5 separate regions of the Mus musculus genome follow, and all the other regions are linked to region 1. The links are chromatin loops, found by intact Hi-C in ENCODE. Cell type or tissue: heart. All regions are shown on one strand.

The links. Peaks named below come from ENCODE experiments on the same cell type or tissue, not always from the same donor. Only the 100,000 strongest peaks of a DNase experiment are listed, where the experiment ranks them.
Region 2: it touches region 1 in a loop (6-fold over the local background); 2 of 42 quality-filtered maps call a loop at or near these places.
Region 3: it touches region 1 in a loop (2.6-fold over the local background); 7 of 42 quality-filtered maps call a loop at or near these places.
Region 4: it touches region 1 in a loop (18-fold over the local background); 11 of 42 quality-filtered maps call a loop at or near these places.
Region 5: a loop joins it to region 1, with 8 times the contacts of the local background. A loop is called at or near these places in 5 of 42 quality-filtered maps.

Annotation. Positions count from the first base shown.
Region 1 is chr17:32,948,688-32,953,687 of GRCm38, reverse strand. It overlaps the pseudogene Cyp4f41-ps. Among named protein-coding and RNA genes, the nearest start is that of Cyp4f13, 3.8 kb to the right of the region's middle. In heart, a CTCF peak has its summit at 2,031 (motif pointing right); a DNase peak (open chromatin) is centred at 2,037; H3K4me3 peaks cover 386 bases.
Region 2 is chr17:32,549,242-32,554,241 of GRCm38, reverse strand. It overlaps Cyp4f16 (cytochrome P450, family 4, subfamily f, polypeptide 16), which reads right to left. Exons shown (of 13, transcript NM_024442.2): 10 at 3,856-3,989; 11 at 3,675-3,739; 12 at 3,428-3,510; 13 at 2,444-3,186. The coding sequence ends at 3,009. Among named protein-coding and RNA genes, the nearest start is that of Gm41570, 12 kb to the left of the region's middle. In heart, a CTCF peak has its summit at 2,933 (motif pointing left); a DNase peak (open chromatin) is centred at 2,981; H3K4me3 peaks cover 870 bases; H3K27ac peaks cover 428 bases.
Region 3 is chr17:32,785,626-32,790,625 of GRCm38, reverse strand. Zfp871 (zinc finger protein 871) reads left to right here and starts at 2,339. Exons shown (of 4, transcript NM_172458.3): 1 at 2,339-2,488. The coding sequence starts at 2,486. It overlaps Gm17115 (predicted gene 17115), which reads right to left and starts at 2,232. Exons shown (of 2, transcript NR_168031.1): 1 at 1,553-2,232; 2 at 187-1,239. In heart, no CTCF peak of the experiment used is centred here; a DNase peak (open chromatin) is centred at 2,305; H3K4me3 peaks cover 2,662 bases; H3K27ac peaks cover 1,708 bases.
Region 4 is chr17:32,633,311-32,638,310 of GRCm38, reverse strand. Cyp4f37 (cytochrome P450, family 4, subfamily f, polypeptide 37) reads right to left here. Exons shown (of 13, transcript NM_001100187.1): 10 at 3,999-4,132; 11 at 3,818-3,882; 12 at 3,571-3,653; 13 at 2,127-3,335. The coding sequence ends at 3,092. Among named protein-coding and RNA genes, the nearest start is that of Cyp4f37, 14 kb to the right of the region's middle. In heart, a CTCF peak has its summit at 3,064 (motif pointing left); a DNase peak (open chromatin) is centred at 3,090; H3K4me3 peaks cover 922 bases; H3K27ac peaks cover 540 bases.
Region 5 is chr17:32,526,659-32,531,658 of GRCm38, reverse strand. Cyp4f17 (cytochrome P450, family 4, subfamily f, polypeptide 17) reads right to left here. Exons shown (of 13, transcript NM_001101445.2): 10 at 3,685-3,818; 11 at 3,548-3,612; 12 at 3,301-3,383; 13 at 1,501-2,942. The coding sequence ends at 2,765. Among named protein-coding and RNA genes, the nearest start is that of Cyp4f16, 7.4 kb to the left of the region's middle. In heart, a CTCF peak has its summit at 2,707 (motif pointing left); DNase peaks (open chromatin) are centred at 2,708 and 3,568; H3K4me3 peaks cover 922 bases; H3K27ac peaks cover 670 bases.

The DNA.
Region 1 (5,000 bases):
AAAAGCAGAAGCAGATAATTGTAAGGGCTTACAAAACTATTTAAATAAATAGATGCTGTCCATACTTCAGGGTGGAATGACCTATTTTTACAATTTACAGGTGTAAATTTGTTGGGCTTGGTGGCCCATGCCTTTAATCCTAGAACTTGGGAGGCAGGTCTCTGAGTTTGAAGCCATCTTGGTATCAAGTTTCAGAACAGCCAGAGCTACACAGAGAAATCTTGTCTTGAAAAAAGAAAAAAAAAGAAAGAAAAAACAAAAACAAGAGCAACAACAAAAGACATAAAATTCTTCTATAGTAACAAATTCAACTCAACCTAATAAAATTCTGCTTAGGCTATGTTTTAGGACCTGACAATGGTTCTTTCTTTTCAGCCCTGGGTCAGACACAGCCTTGTGCACTGAGGCAAGTTTCCCACCACTGAGCTGTGTCCCAAACCCTACAAAACTCACTCTGTGACAAAGAATTAAAACTTATTAAAGACACATTATTTTTAAGATAGGAAACGGATGGTGAGATGGCTCAGTGGGTAGGGATGCTTGGACCAAGCCTAATGTTCTGAGTTCAACCCCATTGTAGAAGGAAATAGATAACCTATTGAACTTGTCCTCTCACCTCCACACTCAAGCCAAGGGATGGATATATGCATGGGCACATGCCAATCAATCAATCAATCAATCAATCACCCAATCAATCAATAAAATGGAGACTCAATATACTAGTTGTTAAAACTTATTACAAAAGTATAGTAATAAAAATACTTTTAAAAACTTGGTTATTATTAAACAAGAACAGGAAAAGAACCTTTAAGCCCAGTCCTCGGGAGGTAGAGGTGGTAGTACGTCTTACCCAGTCGTGAGGCTGAGTGGGCTTTTGGGTTTGCTCTTGAGGAATTGTGTGCTGTGTCCCTTAAGAACGACCTGACTCAGCTGCCCTTCCTGACCATGAGCATGAAGGAGAGTCTGAGGCTACATCCACCAGGCTCTATGATCTCCCTCTGCTGCATCCAGGACATTCTCCTTCTGGATGACCTGGTCATCTCCAGCATTGGTGGGCTTAGGGTTCTGGGTAGAAGGAAGGTCACTAGTGGCAGAACTAACCTTGGACTGACTGTAGTACCCACCCAACAGGGCACGTCTGTTACCAGCATCTTCAGGAGTCATCACAATCCTTCAGTCTGGCCAGACCCTGAGGTGTAAACCCCTCCTTTCATAACTAGGATTTGGGAACCTGGCAAGATCAGGATAGAGAGGAGGTCCGGACACTGGAAACCTAACGCCTGTCTTCCACCTCTGCCCTTTCCGGGGTGTGTACTAACTGGGTTTGCTGAGAAACCCAAACCATCTGTCGCTCTTGCTCTCTCCCAGTCTTGCCTCTCTCCCAGGTCTCCCTTTCTCTCTGACCCAGAAAACCCGGAGAAGTAGGTCACCACTGATTTCTGTTCCCTTCTCGGCAGGGTAAGGGTGGGACTCCAGAGGGCTTGTGGTGTCAGGCTGTTGTCTGGGGCTGCTGGAGAGGACAGGCAATGGTTGGGATGGTCGGGGTTCCAGATCGCCTTCCTGCCCTCTGCCCAGGTAAAGGTTTAGAGAGTCAGGATTGAAAGGGTGGACAGATTAGCTCTGTTCTCCTTCTGCTAAGTATTGTGGGCTTAAGTCTGAGTTAGGGTCAAGGGTATGTAGATGTCAAAATCGAGTCCCGGGTAAGCCTTCGGTGGGATCAATCAGGTTGCATGGCTGGGTCCTGACATAGTCAGAGTCCCCACCCTGTCCTCCCGCAGGAATTGCATAGGACTGACTTTTGGCCATGAGTGCAATGAAGATGATGATGGAGCTGACGCTGACGCTGCTCGCTTCTGCGTCCTGCCAGGTGACAAGGGGCCACGCCGGCTTTCGGCGCTGATGCTGCGGACGGAGGGCGGGCTGTGGCTGCAGGTGGAACTGCTGACTCCACACCGGATTTGGAACCGCTCTACCCACCCATCTCATCAGGATCCCAGAATCAACAGAGCAGTTGCTCATGCTCGAACCTCACCAAGTACCAGCAGGGGGCGCGGTGGAACCAGGCTGGTGCCTTTGAGTCCAAGAGCCTTCCTAGCATCCCTGAGCTATATAGACTATCCTATAAGAACCACAGTAGATGTCTAAACATCTAGCCTAGGCCCGACTGTATGGACCAGGCTGGTCTCAAATTTGCAGCAAACTTCTGCTGAGACCTCACCACCCGAGTGCTGCATTTAGAAGAGTGGGCTACTGTACTTGGCGTGCCCAATCTGAAGGAAATTTTGTAGAAATAAAGGTCAATTTCCCAAGAAAGGAGCCTGGGAGCCGTTGACAATGGTGTTAAATGACGTCGAGGGCTAGTGATGTCCAAGACGAGTAAAACGGCTTCAATTTAACATGACCTCACGCTGGCAGGCTTCCTGTGTGGTGGTGTGTGCTTTCAGGTTCCCACTTACTCCTCGTGGGGCTGGGGAGGTGGCTCAGTGGGGAGACAGGCGGATCCCAGCGCCTCACTGGCCAGCCAGTCTTGTGAAAACAGGAAACTTCAGAGCGTTGAAGCCAACCTGATCTACAGAGCTAATTCTAGGACAGCCAGGGCTACGCAAGGAAATCCTGTCTGAGAAAACTAAAGGGGTAGGAGGTGAAGTGGGGGAACTCCAGTTCAATGAGAGAATCTGTCTGATGAAATAAGGTGAACAGAAATAAAGACACTTGATGTCAACCGCCAGCACGTGTGCTTGCAGAATTTTTTTCATATCAAATCACTTCAGGAATTTGATTTTCTCCCTCCCACTAGGAGGTGATTCAAATGATTAGAGCTGGACACACATCCGTAATTCCAGTATTTGGGGGGACTGACTGGGAAACATGAGTTTGAGACCAGCGGGGGCTGCATAGAAAGTCTGATTCGTTTCTGGGGTACATAGTGTCTTAGAGAAGAGATACCATGACCAAGGCAACTCTTTTTTAAAAAATATTTATTTATTTAATGTATGTGTATACACTATTGCTATCTTTAGACACACCAGAAGAGGGCATCAGATCCCATTACAGATGATAGTTAGCCACCATGTGGTTGCTGGGATTTGAACTCAGAACCTTTGAAAGAGCAGTCAGTGCTCTTAACCACTGAGCCACCTCTCCAGCCCCCAAGGCAACTCTTATAAAGGACAACATTTAATTAGGGCTGGCTTGCATTTTTGGAGGTTCAGTCCATTATCTTCAAGGCAGGAGCATGGTAGTGTCCCAGGCAGGCATGAATAGGAGAAGCTAAGAGGTCTATATCTTGAGCGAAGGCCACAAGAAGACTGACTTCTAGGCAGCTAGGAGGAGGGTCTCAAAGCCCACGCCTACAGTGACACACTTCTTCCAACAAGGCCACACCCACTCCATAAAGGCCACACCTCCTAATAGTGGAACTCCCTGGGCCAAGCATATTCAAACCACCATACATAATGAGATCCTGTCTCAAAAAATTAAAAATAAATAAAATCCAGAGTTTTATATTTTCCTAACTTCAGAACAAAAACATGCTTTATATTCTCTTCGTCTCTCATGTTCTGTTCTCATACAATATCCTTTTTTAAAGATTTTTACTTATTTATTTTATGTATAAGTACACTGTAGCTGTACAGATGGTTGTGAGCCTTCATGTGGTTGTTGGGAATTGAATTTTTAGGACCTCTGCTCTCTCTGGTCTAAAGATAGATTTATTTATTTATTTATTTATTTATTTATTTATTTATTTATTATGTACACTGTAGCTGTCTTCAGATGCAGCAGAAGAGGGCGTCAGATCTCATTATGAGTGGTTGTGAGCAACCATGTGGTTGCTGGGATTTGAACTCAGGACCTTCGGAAGAGCAGTCAGTGCTCTTACCGGCTGAATCATCTCACCAGCCTCATACAGTATCTTTATAAGCCTTTTCGGCAGTGCTGTAGTTTAAACCTAGGCCTTGTGCCCTTGTGCACTCCAGGCAAGTCCTCAATCACTCTGTCACATGCCCCAGCTCTGTAGTTGTTTTTCCTCCAAGTGGGTTGGATGGTGTTTGTATAGCTGTGTATGTATGTTTATGCATGTGGGGGCAGGCAGAGGGCAACCTAGTACACAGATCCTCAGGAGTGGTCTCTACTTCCTTTGATTCAAGCTTGCTTACTGGCTTAGAGCTGGACAATTAAACACAGCTGGCCAGCAAGCTGCAAAGGTCTGCCTGTCCCCACCTCTCCAGTGCTGGTATTGCACATATCCACCATGCAGCCCGGTTCTGGGGATTGAGCTTGGGTCTCCATGAATGCAAGGCAAACAAGCACTTTATTCACATCATGCTCCCCAAACCCTTAAGTGAGATTTTAAATGAGTTTGATTTACTTGTGGTTATGTTGAAGTGGCATCTACCTTTGACTTTGTCCTTTTCAATCCACAGTCGTTCACATCAGAGTATGAGGGGAGCATTACATATCACCAAAGGTTTTGAACCGTGAACAAAATCAAGGGTCAGATGACTTTGGGTTTTAGTCCCCTTGGAATGCTGTAAGTGCAGCTCTTGTATGGGGGGTACACACTTGGTCTTTTGATAGACTTTCAGTGAATCCGTTTGATGATACGCACTTTTACCGGCTGAGACATCTAGCTGGCCCTTAACTTTGAGCATCTTATCCTCCTATCTCCATCTCCTACGTGCTGGGATTGTAGTCATGCACCACTGCCTTAGGGCTTCTATTGCTGCTCCAAAGCACAGTAATCAATAGTGCCACAGGGAGGGAAGGCTTAATGTCAGTTTATAGCTCAGTTCACACTCCATCACTGAGGAAAGTCAGGACAGGAGCTCAAGGCAGGAACTGAAGAGAGGCCACGGAGGCGTGCTGCTCACTAGCTTCCTCAGTCTGCTTTCATGTACACTTGAGGACTCACCTGCCCAGGGATGGCACCAGGCACAGTGGGCTGGGCCCTTCCACATCAGCCATTAATCAAGAAAATGCTCTATGGACTTCCCTACAGG
Region 2 (5,000 bases), 400 kb after region 1:
GAACAGACACTTTGTCAGGTTCTTAAGACACAATTTTTGTTATAGTTTTTCTAAAATATACGAATTTATCTTACAATTGTTTATTAGCACCACAGTGGCTTTAATAGGTGTTAAAACTTTACTTTGAGGTGAAGAAGGATGATTTTACAACAAAGTTTTCTCTTGCCAAAGATTTGTTGTGGGCACATAAATAAAATAAGCAGGTAATATTTAATTACCATTGATTATAATTGATAACAATTGATCACAGAAGTTTCCTCTGCTTTCTGTGAAACCTTTTTGTTTCTCACCAATAATTTTGAATCTCACTAGATAGCACCTAATAAAGGTTTAAGTTCTCCTGTGGTGACTTTAAGGTGTGGTCTTAGCCAATTAACATCTCCTGGAAGCTTTCAAAAATAAAATTTTGAAGCAAATCAATTTTTTGTTCTTAGATTTTCTGTGCCACGATATTATGATATAACTAAAGCCATAAGTATTAAAAGGATATTGCCACGGAATAGTTTCTGGAGGAACAGCTACTCCCCAGAACTTAAAAGCTCCTTTTGTGAGAGCAAGGATTTAAAGTAAACTTCCCTGAGAGGCATTAGCTAATAACATACTTTTCACTTAGGAAACAATATACACTGAAAGATTCAAACTCTTAGCTTCTGATATTGAGGCAGAGACACTAAGAATTTTTCTTATATAATGTAAAGCTATGTTAGCCATACCTACAGGCAAAATTTTCCAGTAATCACCAGTTCACTAGAAGCAAAACTTTTTACAATTATCAGAGTGCAAAGGAAAAAACAAACTCTTAAATCTATAATGACTTTACATGAAGTAAGCAAGTCAAATCGCAATGTCCTGATAAATTCTACAGCCTGATTGACCCTTTTTATAAACTTAGAATTTAAACTTTATTAGAAAAACATATGGGTAGATCTGCAATAGTGTTCTTTCAGCTAAAGGAAAATTCCCCTGGAGGCAAGGAGAGGCAAGTTTCCAGAGCTTCCTTAGGCACCATTTGCAAGACAAAAGAAAGTCACACAAATGACACAGAAGCTGCTCTGAGCTTAGTTCCTCTTGCTGTGAGGACAGATTTCAGAACTTTTAAGTTTCTATGCAATATTAGACTATAACTACAACCTTGGGAAAGCAAAACCCAATTTCAAAACAATTTATCACCTTAGAATCAACATTAAAACTTCACTACCACATTGTGAGATTTTGCTGCCAATTTATACCTATAAATGCATGACAGTGCAAGCTTTAATGCTTCATTAAAGAGACATTGCTTTAAATCTTAATCCTACTTTCTAGGATAAGAATCACATTAAATATTATCTCAACTAGAAGGATTCTTAGAGGCCTAATTTTTTTTGGCCTGCTTTATGCCACGTGTTTGAAACACTCCTGAGTTGCCAATTTAAAACTAACTATCTAGTAACCAGTGTTACACCTTTTTGATCATACCCAATAACTTATAAGCTAATACTCTACAATGAAGACACCCAGAGCATATAACATCTCTAAGACCAGTAAAAGGCAAATGAAGCAGCTACATTTAGACCAATCAGAGAATTTTAATTTTTCTAGCTATAATTATAAAATAAAAAGCACTTTGTCATTAGCTAAATGCAATAACCACAATTGCAGAGAATTTTCTTAGGAAAAAAAAATATCCATCAGCTTTTTCGCCCCAAAACCAAGAGGCTGCAGACTCCCTTTCTCAAAAAAATAGTTTTTCCAGCAGGAGCCCTCCTATTGTGCCTGATCCTGGCTAAAGTGTATGGCCACTCTCTTGCTAAACGAGCAGATAAAGTTTTAGCCATCTTTATTTTCCAACATGAAACACAGAACATTCAGTCATTCACACAACAAAACGAAACACACATGAATCAACACGTAAACAGACCGGTGCACCAGACATTAGACAACACAAAGAGGGCAGAGAACTGCTGTAGAGCTAGAGAGAATAAAGCAGGGCATCCCCCAAATTCTCTCTGTCTCTGGGAGAGTTCAAAATCCACTTTCCTCCCGCCTGATGTAGTTTCCAACTGCGGCCATCCACCTGTTCCATTGATTTACACCCTTTTATTTCTCTCGCCTACAAAGCAGCTTCTGAAAGCTGCGGCTGACTGCCTGCTGCTTTCCTAGATCCTGATATCACTGCTGAACCTAAGCGAATCCAGCAAGCATGTCAGCACGCTGTTCCAGCTTGGACAGTACAGCACCCTTAGCAACGGGCCCCAGTACAAATATCCTATCTGCAGAGCTCAATGCCAGCAGTGTTTCCTCCAATGTCTTCTGCAATTCCCAGGTCCTGCGTTGGTACACTAAATTGTTGCAAGCCAGCCAGCGGCTCACATGTCCAGGTTCGAGCCTGGGAGGCAACCGGGAGCTGAAAGAAAAGAGGGAACCTAGGCAAGTTGAGAAATAATGGAACCAAGACATGCTAGTCTGTTCAAGGTTCAAATGTTTAATGGAGAATGCGCTTATAAAAAGGAGGGGAAGCCCATTCCCACCAATTCAATTTGGAGCCTGGAGCCAGCTGCAGGCATAGTCTCCTGAATAGCTCTGGGGCCTCTCAGCACCGTAGCAGTATCTTGAAGAGGAACAGGGAAAATGGCTGAACACTAGAGTAATCTAGGGAGGAAGGCTACACCCTAGGTAATCTCCTTAGTGTCAGCAAAGTCAAGGTCTGGCTCAGCCTGCTTCAGACTTGTGGGAGGTTACATGCCAGTAAACCTTGTAACTCTCCTGCTCAAACATCTATGGTGCCTCCCTATCGCTAAAAGAATAAAGGCCGTTCTTGAGCTGGGGTGCATGCAACTCTTCATCAGTCTGCAGGCCCTGTGGGCTACCCAGAAAGGCCCTTGGACTCAGAAAGCAGCCCCAGACTTTTCTCAGCCAGGCTTCCAGACAGTCTCTGTTATCCTGCAGCGCCCTCTGATGGCTCTGGGTGAAACTCCGCTTATTCTGGGATTGGCAAAGGAAAGTGACTGAGACAGTAGTAGACCTGGTCACTGAGCGCCCTTGCTCAGAGGCTCCACCCGCAGCCACAACCCGCCCTCCGCCCGCAGGATTATCTCTGGCTTCCGGCGCGGCTCCTTGTCATCAGGCAGGATGCGGAAGCGCAGCAGAGTCAGCGCCAGTGCCACCTTCATCTCGCTCATGGCGAAAGTCTGTCCTATGCAGTTCCTGCAGAGGGGCAGGATGGGGACTCTGTGCAGTGCCTAGACAGGAGCTCCTGGACCCAACCTGATCCAGTCCTGGCCGCACCTGGTCAGCCCTTCAACTTCCAACCCTGGGTTCTGCAGACTTTTGTGCATACTCTGAGCAGAGGGTGGTAAGGAGAACTAGAACCCAACCATCCCAGCTCCACCCTATTCCCACTGTCAGCCCCAGAATCTACCCATCACCACAAGCCATCTGGTCTCACCTGGGCCCGGCAGAAAAGGGAATAAAAGCCAGAGGGGACCTCTTCTGTGGGTTTTCTGGGTCAAAGCGGAAGGGGTCATAGACCTGAGGGGAGGGGCAAGATGAGGCTTCTAGTTTGCTTCTTTGCCCATACCCAGCCAGCCCCCCAAAAAGTAGACATGAAGACAGGGGTGACAGCTTCTTGTTTCCAGGTTGGGGCTACATCCCCTTCCCATGTCCCTCCCAGCAATGCCTGGAGGAGCCCCCACCTCAGGGTCTGGCCAGACTGATGGATTGTGATGAATACCAAAGATGCTGATGACACAGATGTTCCCTGTTGGGTAGGAGGATCCAGTCAGTACTAGCCAGGTCCAAGCTGCCCCTAGGGACCGTCACCCTACTCAGATGCTTCCCATCTGCTCCTCCCTTCGCCCTTGACTTTCAGGACACCTTTAGGGATGACCCGGCCATCAGGTAGCACAATGTCCCGGGTGCAGCGGCGGAGGAGGTCTATGACTGGGGAATGTAGCCGCAGACTCTCCTTGATGCACATGGTCAGGAAGGGTAGCTGGGCCAGGTCGTCCCTAAGGAACACAGCGCACAATTATTCAGGAGCAAAACAAAGTCTAAGCTCAGCCTCATCAGCCTCTGGTTGGATTAACCACTCGCCTCTCATGCTTAGTCATGGAACAAATTATATTCTAGATGAATCAAGGATGCTTGCCAGTTCTTTTGTGTGTTTGTGTCTACTACTAAGAATAACCTTGAATTCCTGTATTTATCATTCTACTTCCCAAGTTTTGAAGCCACAGGGGTCAACTAAGATCTAGGGCCTTGGATCTAAGATTAACACTACTCTCCCCCGAAATCTCAAAAACATGGGAAGGGGGAAGCTTAACCTGAAATATTTCTACTTAAAGCCTACAGCTCCAAAAATATCCTAAACTTGATAATTTTTCTGTGCACAAGCTTAAAAATGTTTATGCAATGAGCTGGATGTAGTGGTACTCAGGAAAATGGAGGGTGGAAATTCCACATTAAATAGCCAAGCTAGGCTACAGGAGACATTTCATCAAAACTCAATCATGTAACGAAGGTTTTCTTTTAAAGTAAGAAATAAAAATCCTTAAAGACCTATACAGTTATTTAAATGAATATATGTACTCAGTAGCAGAGTGGCAGGCAATGAGGAATGGCCCATCATTACAGGGGTGTCAGTTCTATCCTGTTCTGTCCTGTAATGTGTTGTTTGTTTGTTTGTTTGTTTGTTTGTTTGTTTGTTTGTTTTGACACAAGGTTTCTCAGTGGAGTCATAGATGTCATAGAATTTACTCTATTGATGAGGCTAGCCTTGAACTCTGAAATCTGCCTGCTTCTGCCTCCAGAGTGCTGTAATTAAAGGCGTGCACCTACACCACCTGGCTAGTCCTTTCTATAGTAACAATTTTCAATACTATCAAATAAACTTTTAGCTGAGTTTTCTTATCGATTTAAAATGCATTTTTTATATTTCCATACATGCATGTAATGTATACTAATTATACTCAACCTATATTACTTATCTCTCATTCCTCTCCTACACCAGCTGAAACCCC
Region 3 (5,000 bases), 160 kb after region 1:
TTTCTTTCTTTTTTTTTTTTTGAGACAGGGTTTCTCTATATAACCCTGGCTGTCCCGGAACTCACTTTGTAGACCAGGCTGGCCTTGAACTCAGAAATCTGCCTGCCTCTGCCTCCCGAGTGCTGGGATTAAAGGCATGTGCCACCACGTCCGGCTGCGTTTTCTTGATTTGAATGTTTATTATAGTTTTCCAATAAAGCTTCTTTATTTGAGGTTAAATCACCGGTTATTGTTGTTGTTGTTTTTTAAATCATATTGCTCTTTGAAATGGAACTGATTGCAATTTTCAGGTTGTAGTAGGGATGAAGTTTTGGTTAATTCTGCTGCATAATGTTTGGCCCACCAGGTTAACAGGGAAATAGTGTCTGTAATAGTCACTATCCACAGCTAGGCTCATTGTAAAGTGCATTTAAACCCACAAAGTACCATGCCTCAAATACCAATCACTTTAGAAAATAGAGGAACAGTATGACTCTGTTTTGAACAAGTGTATCAACAACATTAGTTACGAGTAGAAAGGAAAAGAAACATAAAGGTGGTCCTGAAGTAGGAGGCATTGAGCTGAGGCGGGTGCAAAGAAGAATCTGAAAGGGGACCAATGATGATGTCCTAGCAGTGTAGACACAGAGATGTCAAGTATACGCGCACCGAACGTTGAAGTAAGTCAATTTGAAGTTGGCTGAATGTCCTGGGCAGGAGAAACCACACTGGAGATGGAGTCCAAGGACTGACTCAGTTCTTCCCGTGTTGATGACAAACAGTAGGCAAGGAAAAAGTAACTACAAGGGGACAGTAGTGACATGAGGGTGCAGAGGAGGGAAGCTTGTTTAAAAGTACAGAATTGCAAGCAGATAACCTAAAGCCGTCCCAGCCATTAGCAGCAGGCTGAGACCAGAGACCCTGAAAACCAGGCCAGCCTGTGTTCCTTGGGGAAATCTCTGAAAGGGAAAATAATACAGAAACGATAGGGAAAGGAACTAGAGAGAAAAGAGGTAAAAATGGAAAGCAGAGAAGGACACAGTCTGCTAATTTGTCAGTAAATATTAAATATTTTTTATAAATGTGAAGAAGAGAGAACTGGGTGGGAGTCTGAAGAGTTGGGGGCTGGAACGCTGGCTTCGTGGTTTAGAGTGCATATTGTTTTTGTAAAGTACCCAAATTCTGTACCAGGACCCACGTTCTGCAGTTTATAAGTCCATCTCCGCGGATTCAGTGCCCTCTTCTGGCCTCCATGGGCATCTGTTCTTGCGTGACATGCACACAGACACACAAACATATTTTTAAAAAAATAATAAATTCTTAAACAAAATCTGTAAATGCCATCTAGTCATCTTGCTGGCTGCGCCTCAAGTCTTTTTAGCTTTCCTATTTTCGCTCCTGTCTTCTAAAATATCACTTAAAATACCTGTCTGCAGGTTCCCTGACATTGTTCCAAGCTTGCACCTTCTTCACCTTCTTCACAGCAGGAATCTATTATCTGTCTACTGCTTCCCACCCCCACCCCCCCACCCCCGGCCTCTTATAACGCTTTCAGCACCCAGAGCAGGCTTACAATTCCAATCTTCTCTCTTCAAGGCTTCCTTTCTGATTTCTACCATTCCTCTGTGAACTTAGTTCTACCTCCGCAGTCAGGCTGGTTCTCCTGATTGCAGGAATGTCTGCCCTGGAAGTCATCTGTGGAGTATTCCAGGTTTATGTGTTCAGAGTCCTGGAGCTCCGCTGCGACCTGCGCAAACTTCCACTTACTGAAGAATCTTTGGAATGCTTCGAATCTTAAGAATGGTTCTGTGTCCTTCCATTCCCAAAATGTTTTGCTCTAGAAGTGACTTTGTGAGGGCAATAGTGGCGAGGTGGGTTCAAGAGAGAATTTGAAAAGAGTAAGCAGAATGGGTAAATCCCCAGCCACAGAGACCTTGGTGACAACCATCGATCACAAAATGAGAGAGAATATTAGAAGCGCAGCCAAATAGGCATAATTCACATCATTCTTTTCAATGCCATTTCTCACTCACGCAAATAGAATTTAGCCGACATCTTTGCTTTGTTAAAGAATAGACTTCTACGTATGTTTAAATCCATGTAAAATATAAAGTATTCATCCCCTTCACACGTAACGCCAGAAGTAGAGTTTGGGAATCCCACCTCCAGTTTAGACCCCAAGTATCAAGCCTTACGTTCGGATTAGAGGTTTGGCGCCACAGTACACTCGAGAGGATGCTTTTTCTGTCATTTAAGCATTGGGAGGCGTGCACGTGACTCACTGGCCAGTAAGAAAAGTTGCTTGGCTGCATAAACTGTCCAATGAGATTTTCAGATGTTGAGAGAGGGCGGGCACAGAAGCGGAGGATGCCACTTCCCGTCCAGCCATTTTAGGCGTTTGTGTCTTCTGTGGAGAGAGACCCGCAGGTTGTTTTCCCCAGTGTCTGTGTTCCATCCACTTACTGCAAGAGCTGCCGGAGAACAGCAGGACACCCGGTGATTGGAAATGGTACGTGCGGCCAGGCGTCCCGGCTGCGGGGAGGGCGCCGCTAGAAGCGGAGGCGGCAGTGGGGACGCGGCCTTCCAGGGCAGCTGAGTCTGCATCTCATCTGCTCTGCTGGGCCGCGCTGCCCGGGTCCCTCTGGGTGGAGCTGGGCCATCAGGCAGAGCTGCGGTCCTGTCCTTTGCTAAGAGCTCAGTGCTGCGGCCATGGCCTCCCTAGGCATCCGGGCACCCGCAGCGACGCGGCTCCGCAGCCTGGGCGGTGGCGGCAGCGTCGCGGTGAGACACGGGACCCTGGAATTCGTGTGTGTGTGTGTGTGTGTGTGTGTGTGTTGGGGGGCAGGGAAGCCGCAGGGTGTGGTGACCTTGTGTCCTGGGCGTGTTGTCATAAACAGGGGGGACAAGTTTGTGTGTTTCCAATGCCAGAATTTATCGAATAATTAATAATTCACAAGTCATGTGTATTTCGTTAATAATTAATCCAGTAGTCCCGATTTTGCTAACCAGCCATTGGCAATCAACGCGTTTTTATATAACAATCTAATTGCTAACGTTAACTGGAAGATCACACATGAACATTTCACACAAAAACATACAAAATGTGCAGATCACAGAATGACTAAGAGCCAAAGTGGTTGAGTTTAGAGTCTGTCCTGAAGTAGGAGGCATTGAGCTGAGGCGGGTGCAAAGAAGAATCTGAAAGGGGACCAATGATGATGTCCTAGCAGTGTAGACACAGAGATGTCAAGTATACGCGCACCGAACGTTGAAGTAAGTCAATTTGAAGTTGGCTGAATGTCCTGGGCAGGAGAAACCGCACTGGAGATGGAGTCCAAAGGACTGACTCAGTTCTTCCCTGTGGGTAAGTGTGACAGTTGCCTGCCATCCTTTGGGCTTGGGGATGCTCCTTCGTAGTGCCAGGTGAGGGGATTATATGTTGTATACTTTGTGTGGTGTTTCTAATACAATTTGGTATATTTTTAGTTGTTGATATTGTCAGTTTGTCCCTCCTAGTTTTCTAGGAGATAGTGGGCCTTTTTTTTTTTTTTTTTTTTTTGCTTGCGTAAACAAGTTGTACTGCCCTTCCTTTTTCGGGGGAGGGGCTTTGAGTAACTAGTCCAGGTTGTTATTTAATAAAATGGAGTCATTCTAGGCTTGACGTTGTTGGAAAGCAGATATTCCCTACGGTATCACTGAGTGGTCTGCCCTGGCTTCCTCACTCTTGTCACTCACAGATTCAAGGGGAAGCTGTCTTTAAATTCCATGACCTGTGCCTGTAAGTCAGTGAATCTTAGCATTTCTACCTTCTTCTGCTCTTCCTAAACTCACTGGATAGGCGTAGCCATACACATGCGTGCGGCTGGAGTCTGGCTCTGTCATAACGGCTGCTGCCTTCAGATCTTTCTACACATTGACTTTTGTTTTTATATTTTATTTTTTAGTTGTTGTGTATATGTGTGGTGTGTGTGTGTGTGTGTGTGTGTGTGTGTGTTTCCTGCATGCTCCAGCTTGCATGTTTAGAGGTCAGAGAAAGAAGAATGCAGTGACTAATCTCTCCTTTACATGGGTTCCCAGGATTGAACTCAGGACATTATACTTCTGCAGCCAAATGTCTTCACCTGCTGAGTCATTTTTCCGTTCCCTACACATTATTTTAAAAGGCAGAGCCCTGATAGAGGTAGGCCTTACTGGATGTGAGCGCAATCTTGGGTTAGAAAACCCTAAATGTTAGGTTATAAAGTGCCCAATGGTTACCCTGAACAGGGCCTTCCTAACTCTTAGGGAAGACAGGAGTACGCAAGTATACACAGTAGTTACCAGAAGGCCCTAGAGCCTGGAGTGGTTTATTAAGGTGGCATACACTCTCAGTTTTTTCCTTATATAAGCTGGCTGCTTTGTCTAGGCCATCACCAGCTCCTGGCATCCACCTGGAATATACATTATATATATACATTACACACATACACACATATATACATTATATATATATATATATATATATATACACACACATTTTATTTTATATGGACTCAGTGGGGTGGTACCCCACTCATCTTGTTACTGTGAGTGGCTGCAGAGAGAATAGAATGTTAGAATCCAGCAAACGCTTAGGAAGTAACATGTCTAGCGCCTTCCCCCTCACAGATACTGACAACCACCTTACTAAGAGATTGTCAGAATTGCTAGCTAATAGACTTCCAGGTGCCAGGATTTTCCACCCAGAGAAGTCAGTTTACATTAGTGGGTACTAGTGGCCACACCCCCTTCTCCCCACCCTCTTCACTCCCCTGCCTCCTGCCAGGTAACCTGAGAGCCTGCTCCTAGTCTGGCTCCTGCTCTGAAACTAATTCCATCCCCAGGAAGCTGTAAGAGCACCTCTTCCAGGCAGATCCACATTCATTCCGTTCTTTAGAACTAAGGCCACTGCTGCCTGCCTGCCTGCTTCACAGAATCTCAGTCTCAGAACATTTCAGACATCTTACAGAATAAGGGCCGAGATAATGATCACCTGGGAAACA
Region 4 (5,000 bases), 320 kb after region 1:
AGTTAAGAAATTACCATAGAGATGGATCTTATGAAGGCCCTGCTGGGACAGACTCCCAGACTAGGTGCGTAAGAGGAACTTCCCTAATTATTTCCCTAATTGTTGATTGGCTAAATGAAGATGGCAGAAGCTAATAGTTGGATGAAAGAGAAGACAAGATTTCCGGGCAGGACAGGAAGAGATGACAGGAGAAGACTGGGAGCTGGACCAGGCGGCAGGCCTGCAAGGAGTTGCAAACAGGTAGGTTTCTCAGGGCACCGATAGCTCATGGCCTCTGCAGTTGTGCCTGAGGAGGGCAAGGACGATGGGACAGGATATTCTTTTATCAGCCTTTGAGTTACCTGGTCAGTTTTAAACTACAAAAGTCTTTAGTGTTTTCCTTTCACAGGGCTAAAGGGAGCTGGGTGAGACCGGAGTGGCCATTGTGGCACCAGGCAAGTAGCAAGCAGAGACCAGGAGAGCTAGCATGGGAGCTGAGTAAGACCAGGGTGGTAGTTGGCAGTCCGCAGAGCCAACCGCAGGGTTGGCTGATCGTTGGAGCATGAGTGGTGGCTGTGGTCGAACGCAGGAGGGACTGCGTTGAGCAGCTTGGCAAGGCCAGCTGGAAAAGTGGGCTGCGGTGTGAGAGAGCAATGGCCAGCACCATGGCGGCTAGCCGGACCAAGCATGGGTTTCCTAAGTAGAGCTAGCTGCGGTGTGATCTCAGAGTTAAGTCGTGAGGGGCAAGGGGAAACGTGCTTTATAAAATTACCTGGGAGGAGCAGAGATAAGCCGAGCTATGGGAAGAGGCTCAGAGCAATGGACTACTGGGAAAGGGTACCCTCCAACCTGCTAGGCTGACTGCACCCACACTCCTGTAAGTAACCCCATAAAGCACATTGGTTTGCAAAGTTGGACTTTGGTGGTGTCATTATTTTGATTTGTCATCGTTTCCCTGTCTGGTTTCTTCATATCCTCCCAGGAATTATGTCACAGAGTGTTTACCACTGACCAAAGTGACAATCACACCAAAGTCCAACTCAGTAAATCAGCAATTTTTTATTGGGGTTACTTGCCAGGGTATTGGTGAGGGCTTACAGAAACAGGGGTAGCTCAAAAAAGTCCACCCATCACAAAAGGGCAACAATGCAGGAAAACTTTAACCCTGAGCTCACTCAGTCTCCTCCCGAATAGTTGTTTGTTTCTTCTATAAAACTCGAGAAGGGGCTTCAAGAGTCTGGTGAGCCAAGCAGCAGTGTCCCAAGCCTTTACTAATAGCACTCAGAAGGCAGAGGCAAGTGGGTCTCTGTGAGTTGGAGGTCTACAAGGCAAGTTCCAGGATAAGCAGAGCAACCCTGTCTAGAAACAAACAAACAAGCAAAAACAAATCTGGCTCGGTACATAAGATGCTATTTGCCTACTGGGCCTCATAAACCTTCCCTCTTCCTCCTGGACTGAACGTGTCAAATAGGAGAAAACTGCCTTAGAACATCAGGCAGAACGGGAGGGGAAAGACAGTGATCCTTGCAGGGGCAGAATGTTAGAGACCACTCCAACCTCCATCTACCTAGCCTCGCTGCCACCTCTGTCCTGTCATCAAGGGCATCAGGTGTCAGGTCTTAGAACTTTCAGAAAAGAGGTATGTGTTCCTCCTGGAATCCCGCAGCAGTTCATTATACTAAACCTGGGAAAACTAGTATTTTCAAAGCCTGCTGTTCCCAAACTGTCCTGCAAAGGGAGCATTCTCCATGGTCAGGAGACCAACAGATGACTGTAGCCAGTCAGAAACAGGCCTAGCTGTGTTTTTAAGAATTACACAGGCATCTGTTGTGATCTGTGGAATGCAAAGACCTACACTTCCCCACCCCCTGCAGCCATCCGTTGTCACGATCCTAGGCAGAAGCAAAGGGAAAGGGAGAATATCTGCACAGGGTCCCCAAGACTTATTTGCTTCAGAGGGACAAAGGACAGGAAATAGGAAACAAAGACAAGGGGTAAAGGACAGGGGAGAAGGGGTGGGAAACACAAGAGATGGGAGAAGGTTGTTTGTCCCAGAATGGGACAAAGGACTTCTGGATAGAGAGGAGACCAATGTAGCCCATAGGCAAATGGCAGTTTATAAAGGTAAATTAAGAAACCAGGTATTAGGATGGAGTGTTTAATTAGACATGCTAATTAGAGGAAACAAAGAGGGCTTTTGATTGCTGTACTTCAATAGTGTGATAGCTGCACTTTGGTAGTCAGCCTCAAGAGGAGGAAGTGACCAAGTAAGGGAATAGATCTTGGTGGCTCGCTTTAGGAATGTAGTCTAACAGTTTAGCAAGGCGGAGGGAGTGGGGGAAGGCAAGGCCTGCCAGGACTTTCTATGTATTCCAAGATAGTCTCCAACTCACGATCCCCCTGTCACAGGGACTGGATCTCAGGGTTGAGTCACAGCGTCCACCTGACACTGTTTTTAATGGGTTCGTGAGAGGGTGAAGGGATCAAAGCCCAGAGGTGCTACTAGAAAGGAAAATTAGAAGATTCCTGTGAACTAAGTGGGAGTCTCAGTGAACACGACCCAGGACATAAGTTAATGAAGGATTCTGGGACTTTGTTTACTTTAAGATGCCTTAGGACCTTGGGAATCACAAGCCCAGAATGTCATTTAACATCCTTCTCAAAGGTGCCAAGACAGACCTTTCTGAGAAACCATTTTAGTCAAACTTTATAAACAACCCCACCCCCACCCCCCAGGGGTACTGTGGCAGCCCACTGCTGTAAGTGCAGCTCTAAGAAGCCAAAACACTGGAAGAGCGCTTCAAATATAACGAAGAGGAAGAGAAGGCAGAAGAAAGTGGAAAGAGTGCGATTAGGCTTTGTTTCAGTGACTAAAGAGTGCCAAGCATGCCAGAAACTCGACTCCCTCTCCTAATCTGCTCCAAAATCTACAGTGACTTTAACAGGATGAAGTCCAAGCTTCGACTGGAAAAGAACTCTCAGCGTGAAAGCCTTGCTGGGCTAAATCAGCAAACAGGTACTTTGCCTCAAAGACACCAACCCATTCTCTTCAGAGACCACGGCTGATTCTGTGGCCCTCTAGCGCCCCCTGCTGGCGTTCTGTGGAGCCAAGCTAATTCTGAGAACCGGAGAGAACAATTGGAGGGTGGGGTAAAGAAGCCTCAAGGTCAGGTTTGGAGTCCTTCAGCACTGTGCTCAGCGGCTCCACCCGCAGCCACAACCCGCCCTCCGCCCGCAGGATTATCTCTGGCTTCCGGCGCGGCTCCTTGTCATCCGGCAGGATGCGGAAGCGCAGCAGAGTCAACGCCAGTGCCACCATCATCTCATTCATAGCGAAAGTCTGTCCTATGCAGTTCCTGCGGAGTGACAGGATGGGGACTCTGACTGAGCTCTGCCTAGAAAGGAGCTCCTGGACCCAACCTGACCCAGTCCTGGTCAGCCCTTCAACTTCCAACCCTGGGTTCTGCAGACTTTTGCACATTCTCTGAGCAGAGGGTGGTAAGGAGAACTAGAACCCAACCATCCCAGCTCCACCCTATTCCCACTGTCAGCCCCAGAATCCACCCATCACCACAAGCCATCTGGTCTCACCTGGGCCCGGCAGAAAAGGGAATAAAAGCCAGAGGAGGCCTCTTGTGTGCGTTTTCTGGGTCAAAGCGGAAGGGGTCATAGACCTGAGGGGAGGGGCAAGATGAGGCTTTCTAGGTTGCTTCTTTGCGCACACCCAGCCAGCCCCCCAAAAGTAGACATAGAGACAGGGGTGACAGCTTCTTGTTTCCAGGTTGGGGCTACATCCCCTTCCCATGTCCCTCCCAGCAATGCCTGGAGGAGCCCCCACCTCAGGGTCTGGCCAGACTGATGGATTGTGATGAATACCAAAGATGCTGATGACACAGATGTTCCCTGTTGGGTAGGAGGATCCAGTCAGTACTAGCCAGGTCCAAGCTGCCCCTAGAGACCATCACCCTACTCAGATGCTTCCCATCTGCTCCTCCCTTCGCCCTTGACTTTCAGGACACCTTTAGGGATGACCCGGCCATCAGGTAGCACAATGTCCCGGGTGCAGCGGCGGAGGAGATCTATGACTGGGGGATGCAGCCGCAGACTCTCCTTGATGCACATGGTCAGGAAGGGTAGCTGGGCCAGGTCGTCCCTAAGGAACACAGCGCACAATTATTCAGGAGCAAAACAAAGTCTAAGCTCAGCCTCATCAGCCTCTGGTTGGATTAACCACTCGCCTCTCATGCTTAGTCATGGAACAAATTATATTCTAGATGAATCAAGGATGCTTGCCAGTTCCTTTGTGTGTTTGTGTCTAACTACTAAGAACAACCTTGAACTCCTGTATTTGTCATTCCACTTCCCAAGTTTTGATGCCATAGGGGTCAACTAAGATCTAGGTCCTTAGATCAAAGATTAACACTACTCTCCCCTGAAATCTCAAAAACATGGGAAGGGGGAAGCAAATGTCCCCCACTAACTGCACCCCACTTAACAACTTTATTCTAGTTAGAAGAATGAATATCTAGTGAAGTTAAAGCTGGCACTGAAAAGTGGTTTTAAAAATAAAAGATGGAGATGTCCCTCAACAGAGGAATGGATACAGAAAATGTGGTTGGTACATTTACACAATGGAGTATTACTCAGCTATTAACAACAATGAATTTATGAAATTCTTGGGCAAATGGATATATCTGGAGGATATCATCCTTAGTGAGATAACCCAATCACAAAAGAAGTCACTATATATGCACTCACTGATAAGTGGATATTAGCCCAGAAACTTAGAATACCCACGATACAATTTGCAAAACACAAGAAAATCAAGAAGGAAGACCAACATGTGGATACTTCATTCCTCCTTAGAACAGGGAACAAAATACCCATGAAAGGAGTTACAGAGACAAAGTTTAGAGCTAAGATGAAAGGATAGACTATACAGAAACTATCCCACCTGGGGATCTATCCCATGATCAGCCAACAAATTCAGACACTATTGCACATGCCAGCAAGATTTTGAT
Region 5 (5,000 bases), 420 kb after region 1:
TGGTGGAGCTAGATGAGGTCAGGTGGTGCAGTGCAGAGTATAGTTTTGTTGTTTAGCCCTTGCCCTAAGTAGAAGCTAGTGGTAGTAAGAGAAGCTGTTGTAAGGGGAGTTGTTGTAAGAGAAGCTGCAAGAAGGATGGAGGAAGAAGAGGCTGCTGGGGAAGAGAGCTGTAGGGGGAAAAGCCCGAAGTAAAGAAGTTGCTGCGTGAACCCGCCTTGGTGTCCATGTCGTTCTTGTCTCCGCCGGAGTGGAGATGACCTGCAACAGAAGTGGAGACTGGAGAATCTCTAGAGGACTAGTTCTCAACCTTCCTAAGGCTGTGGCCCTTTAATACAGTTCTTCATGTTGTGGTCAGACCAATCATAAAATTATTGCTATTACTACTTCATAACTGTAATTTCACTACTGTTATGAATCATAATGTATATATATATATGTGTGTGTTTTCCAATGGTCTTTGGTATCTCACAATCAGGTCACAACCACCCATAGGTTGAGACCTGACTCTATATAACCAAGGGCAGCAGAAACTGAGAGAGCCTGTCTCAAAGCCAGTGGAATAGTGGATATCAATCTAGATTTTCCTCTGACCTTCATGTGCACACATGCACACCTGCACACATGAACAAACACTCTTGGGCATATACAAAGGCTATTAATGAGTTAAATACTTAAAATCACATCAGAACTCTCTGTAGAAATTAATACCCATATTGGAAACTTTTATATGGGAAATAAGAAAATGGGGCTGAGGAATTGACTGAGAGGTTAACAATATGTACTACGTTTGCAGAGGACCCTAGTTTGATTCCCAGCAGGCTCATCATGTGGTTCAAACTGCCCCACCCTCTGGGCACACATAAGAAGGGAGGGATAGAGAAACAGAGAGAGAGAGAGAGAGGAGAGAGAGTCAGAGAGAGAAGAGAGAGATGTTTTGATTCTGTTTCTGTGTAGAATGCTGTCTGACTCTGGAATGTGGCCTAATCTCACTCTCCTTGACTCTATAGAGCATCCATAACTTCTTGGATAGTGAAGTTTACATCATAAAGTAAAATTTCCTTTGCACCCCTACTGAAATACACACTCTTGGCCCCAGCATACATATAAAAGGGAAGACCAATCAGTCCTGTGGAGAGTCTATCTGAAAGGACAGTCCATCATGAGAGTCAGCCATCTTGAAAACTGGTCCCTTCCCTGTGAGATGAGCCACCCTAGATAATAGTGACCAAGAAACCCAGCCCTGCTGAACCTTGCCCAAAGTGCAAATTCCTACATTTATAGGCAACCTCCTACAATTAACAGAGGGGTAGATCACAATATTCCTTAATGCACGGTCAGCAAGAGCATGTAGCTCAGTGGGGGAGGATTTCCCTAACAAGTGCAAGACCCGGGCTTCAAGCAGATTGCTACCAAAAACCCAAAGACATTCTATACATAGAAACAGAACACTAAAAGAATATTTTTAAAAATCATACTTTTTTGCTCCTAAGTAATTTCTCATTTTTTCTTCTTTTAAAGATTTATTTATTTTCTATATATGGGTACACTGTAATTGTCTTCAAACACACTAGAAGAGGGTATCAGATCCCATAAGAGATGGCTGTGAGCCACCCTGTGGTTGCTGGGAATTGAACTCAGGACCTCTGAAAGAGCAGGCAATGCTCTTAACGGATGAGCCATCTCTCCAGCCCATCTAAAGTCATTTCTCACAAGCAAAAATATGTAAAACTCTGGTTTTTAACTTTTGAGACAAGGTCTCTCAATGCTGGTCTCAAATTTTCTATATAGCCCAGACTAGTCTTTAAGTCATGAAAATGTTTCAATGACTTCCTGGTAGGAGGAAGAAAATCAAATCCTAGAACAGTCAGAAAAGTTAAGTGTGTGAGTGTGTGTGTGTGTGTGTGTGTGTGTGTGTGTGTGTGTGTGCTGAGACACATACAGACATGGGGAAGCCAGAGGTTTATGTCAGGTGTCTTCATACTCACATCCACTTTACTTCCTGAGACAGAATCTCTTACTGAACCTGCAGCTCTGATTCAGCAAGTCAGGCTGGCCAGTGAGGCACTGGGATCTGCCTGTCTCTCCATGGAGCCACCCCACCACCACCACCCAGCCCCAAGAGGAGTAAGTGAGAACCTGAAAGGACACCACCACACAGGAAGCCTGCCAGCGTGAGGTCATTTTAAATTGAAGCTGCCTCAGTGGCCTTAGCCATCACAAGCCGTGGACATCATTTAATATCATTTGGAGGGGCTCCCAGGCTTCTCCCCTGGGAAGCTGCCCTTCATTTCTAATAAACAGCCCTTCAGATATGACAGGCACAGTGGCCCATTTCTAATTGCACCGCTCTGGTGGTTAGGACAGAGATTTGCTACAAGTTAAAGGCCAGCCTGCTATATCCACTAAAAGCTGAGACCCTGTCTCAAAAAAAAAAAAAAAAAAAGAAAAAAAAAAAGAAAAAAGAAAACTGCCCCAAATCGGCCAGTAAACGTTGCATTTCTCCTGCTCAAACATCTATAGTGCCTCCTTATCGCCAAAAGAATAAAGGCCGTTCTTGAGCTGGGGTGCATGGAACTCTCATCAGTCTGCAGGCCCTGTGGGCTACCCAGAAAGGCCCTTGGACTCAGACAGCAGCCCCAGTCTCTTCTCAGCCAAGCTTCCAGACAGCCTCTGTTGTCCTGCAGCGCCCTCTGATGGCTCTGGGTGAAACTCCGCTTACTCTGGGATTGGCAGAGGAAAGTGACTGGGACAGTAGTAGATCTGGTCACTGAGTGCCCTTGCTCAGAGGCTCCACCCGCAGCCACAGCCCGCCCTCTGCGCGCAGGATCAGCTCTGGCTTCCGGCGAGGCTCCTTGTCACCTGGCAGGACGCGGAAGCGCAGCAGAGTCAGCGCCAGTGCCACCTTCATCTCCCTCATGGCGAAAGTCTGTCCTATGCAGTTCCTGCGGGAGGACAGGTTGGTGACTCTTACTGCACTGAGACTTAACCAGCCCTCAAGGTTTGAACTTGACCTGGTCCCTGTCTCGCCTCGCCAGCCTGAGGGGCAGAAGGTGCGCTGAAGCTCCTGGGACGCCAAGTGTTGTGTTGCCACTCCCAAAGCTCTCTCAGACTCAGCGCCCAAGACAGATCGGGACAGGGCTCTGAGCACAGGGCCCCCACCTTTCACTTTCCACCCCGGGATTTCTAGATCTTTGCACATACCCTGAGTAGAGGGCAGGAAGGAGTCCCAGAACCTGACCATACCAACTTCCCCTGTCCCAGCTGTCAGCCCCTCAGTCACCGCAAGCCCTCTCACCTCACCTAGGCCCAGCAGAAAAGGGAATAAAAGCCAGAGGAGACCTCTTCTGTGGGTTTTCTGGGTCGAAGCGGAAGGGGTCATAGACCTGCAGGTCAACCAAGACTAGGCTTATGGGTCGCGTCTCTATTCACATGGAGACAGTCCCAGAAAAGATGGACATGGAAACAGAAGAGTGACAGATCTGGTTTTCCAGGTAAGGGCCACACCTCTTCCCCGGGTCCCAGAATTAGAGAGTGGGAGGTGTCGCACCTCAGGGTCTGGCCAGACTTCAGGGTTGTGATGAACCCCGAAGATGCTGATGACACAGTCGGTTCCTTTGGACAAGAAAAAAGTCAGTGCTGCCCCCTTGGGGACCATCAGGAGCCACCTCCCCATACAGTCCACACCTTTAGGGATGACCCGGCCATCTGGAAGCACAACGTCTTGGGTGCAGCAACGGGAAATGACCGTAACTGGGGGGTGCAGCCGCAGACTCTCCTTGATGCACATGGTCAGGAAGGGCAGCTGGGCCAGGTCGTCCCTAAGAAACCACCACGTAATTATCCAGGGTGTAAAAACAAAGTCCTAGCCTGCTAGAATGCTTGTAATTAGAGGGCTAGCACCCATGTTCAATGACCTGAATTCAGTAGCCAGACCACACAAAGTATGAAGAGAGAACCAATTCCTATCCAAGAGTTGTCTTCTAACCTCCACACATGCCATGGACTTCACACACACTCTCGAGCGTGCGTGCGCGCGCGCGCACACACACACACACACACACACACACACACACACGCACATGCACACGCACACATACACACACCTGTAATGCATAAACAGTACTGGCCAGCCTCACTGCCACTTGTTGAAACCCTTACTGCTTCACTGTGATCATGAGTCTAAAAACAAAGTTAATTTAAGATGAATCAAAAATATTTGTTCATTATTTTTATTTGTGTGGGTATGTGTTATGTAAGCCAGAGGTCACCCTTGAGCATCTTTCTCTATCCCTCGACGTTTTCGGTGTTGAGACAGTGTCTCTCACTGAACATGAGAACTGCATATTTTGACTTGACTGGCTGGCCAGCATAATCCCATCTCCTGCTCCCGTGTTCCAGTGCTGGGATAGCCTTTTACATGGAGTCTGAGAACTCAAACTGAAGTCCTCATACTATCAGCAAGTACATTACCCACAGAGCCATCACCCCAGCCATGTTTTATCGATTTTACTTTGCTTTGACATTATGTATCACTATGTAACCTTGGCTAGCACAGAACTCCCTGTAAACCAGGCTGGCCTTGAACTCAGAGCTCCACTTGCCTTTTAAGTCCTATGTGCCACCATGCCTAGATATATTCTGTTTTTGTTTTTGTCAGCAAGGTCTCATGTACCCCATGCTGGCCTTGAACTCCCTGTATAGGCAAGGATGGTTTTGACCTGATCCTTATGCCGCCACCTCATAAGTGCTAAGAGAACAAGAGGGAGCCACAATGCTTAACTCCGAATCAAAGATTAAAGCATTAGAAAACCAAAACAAAAAAATAGTGGAGAAATTAACTTGATATTCATATTTTGGAAATATTTCTTTTTTGAAACCATACTTATTGAAAGATACCATTACCAAAAACAAAGAGGATATCTTTAACTGGTTTTTTTTTTTCATTTATTTAACATGAGAGGCCTTTAAAAATTAAATGGAGGCACTCAAGACTCAGAAGG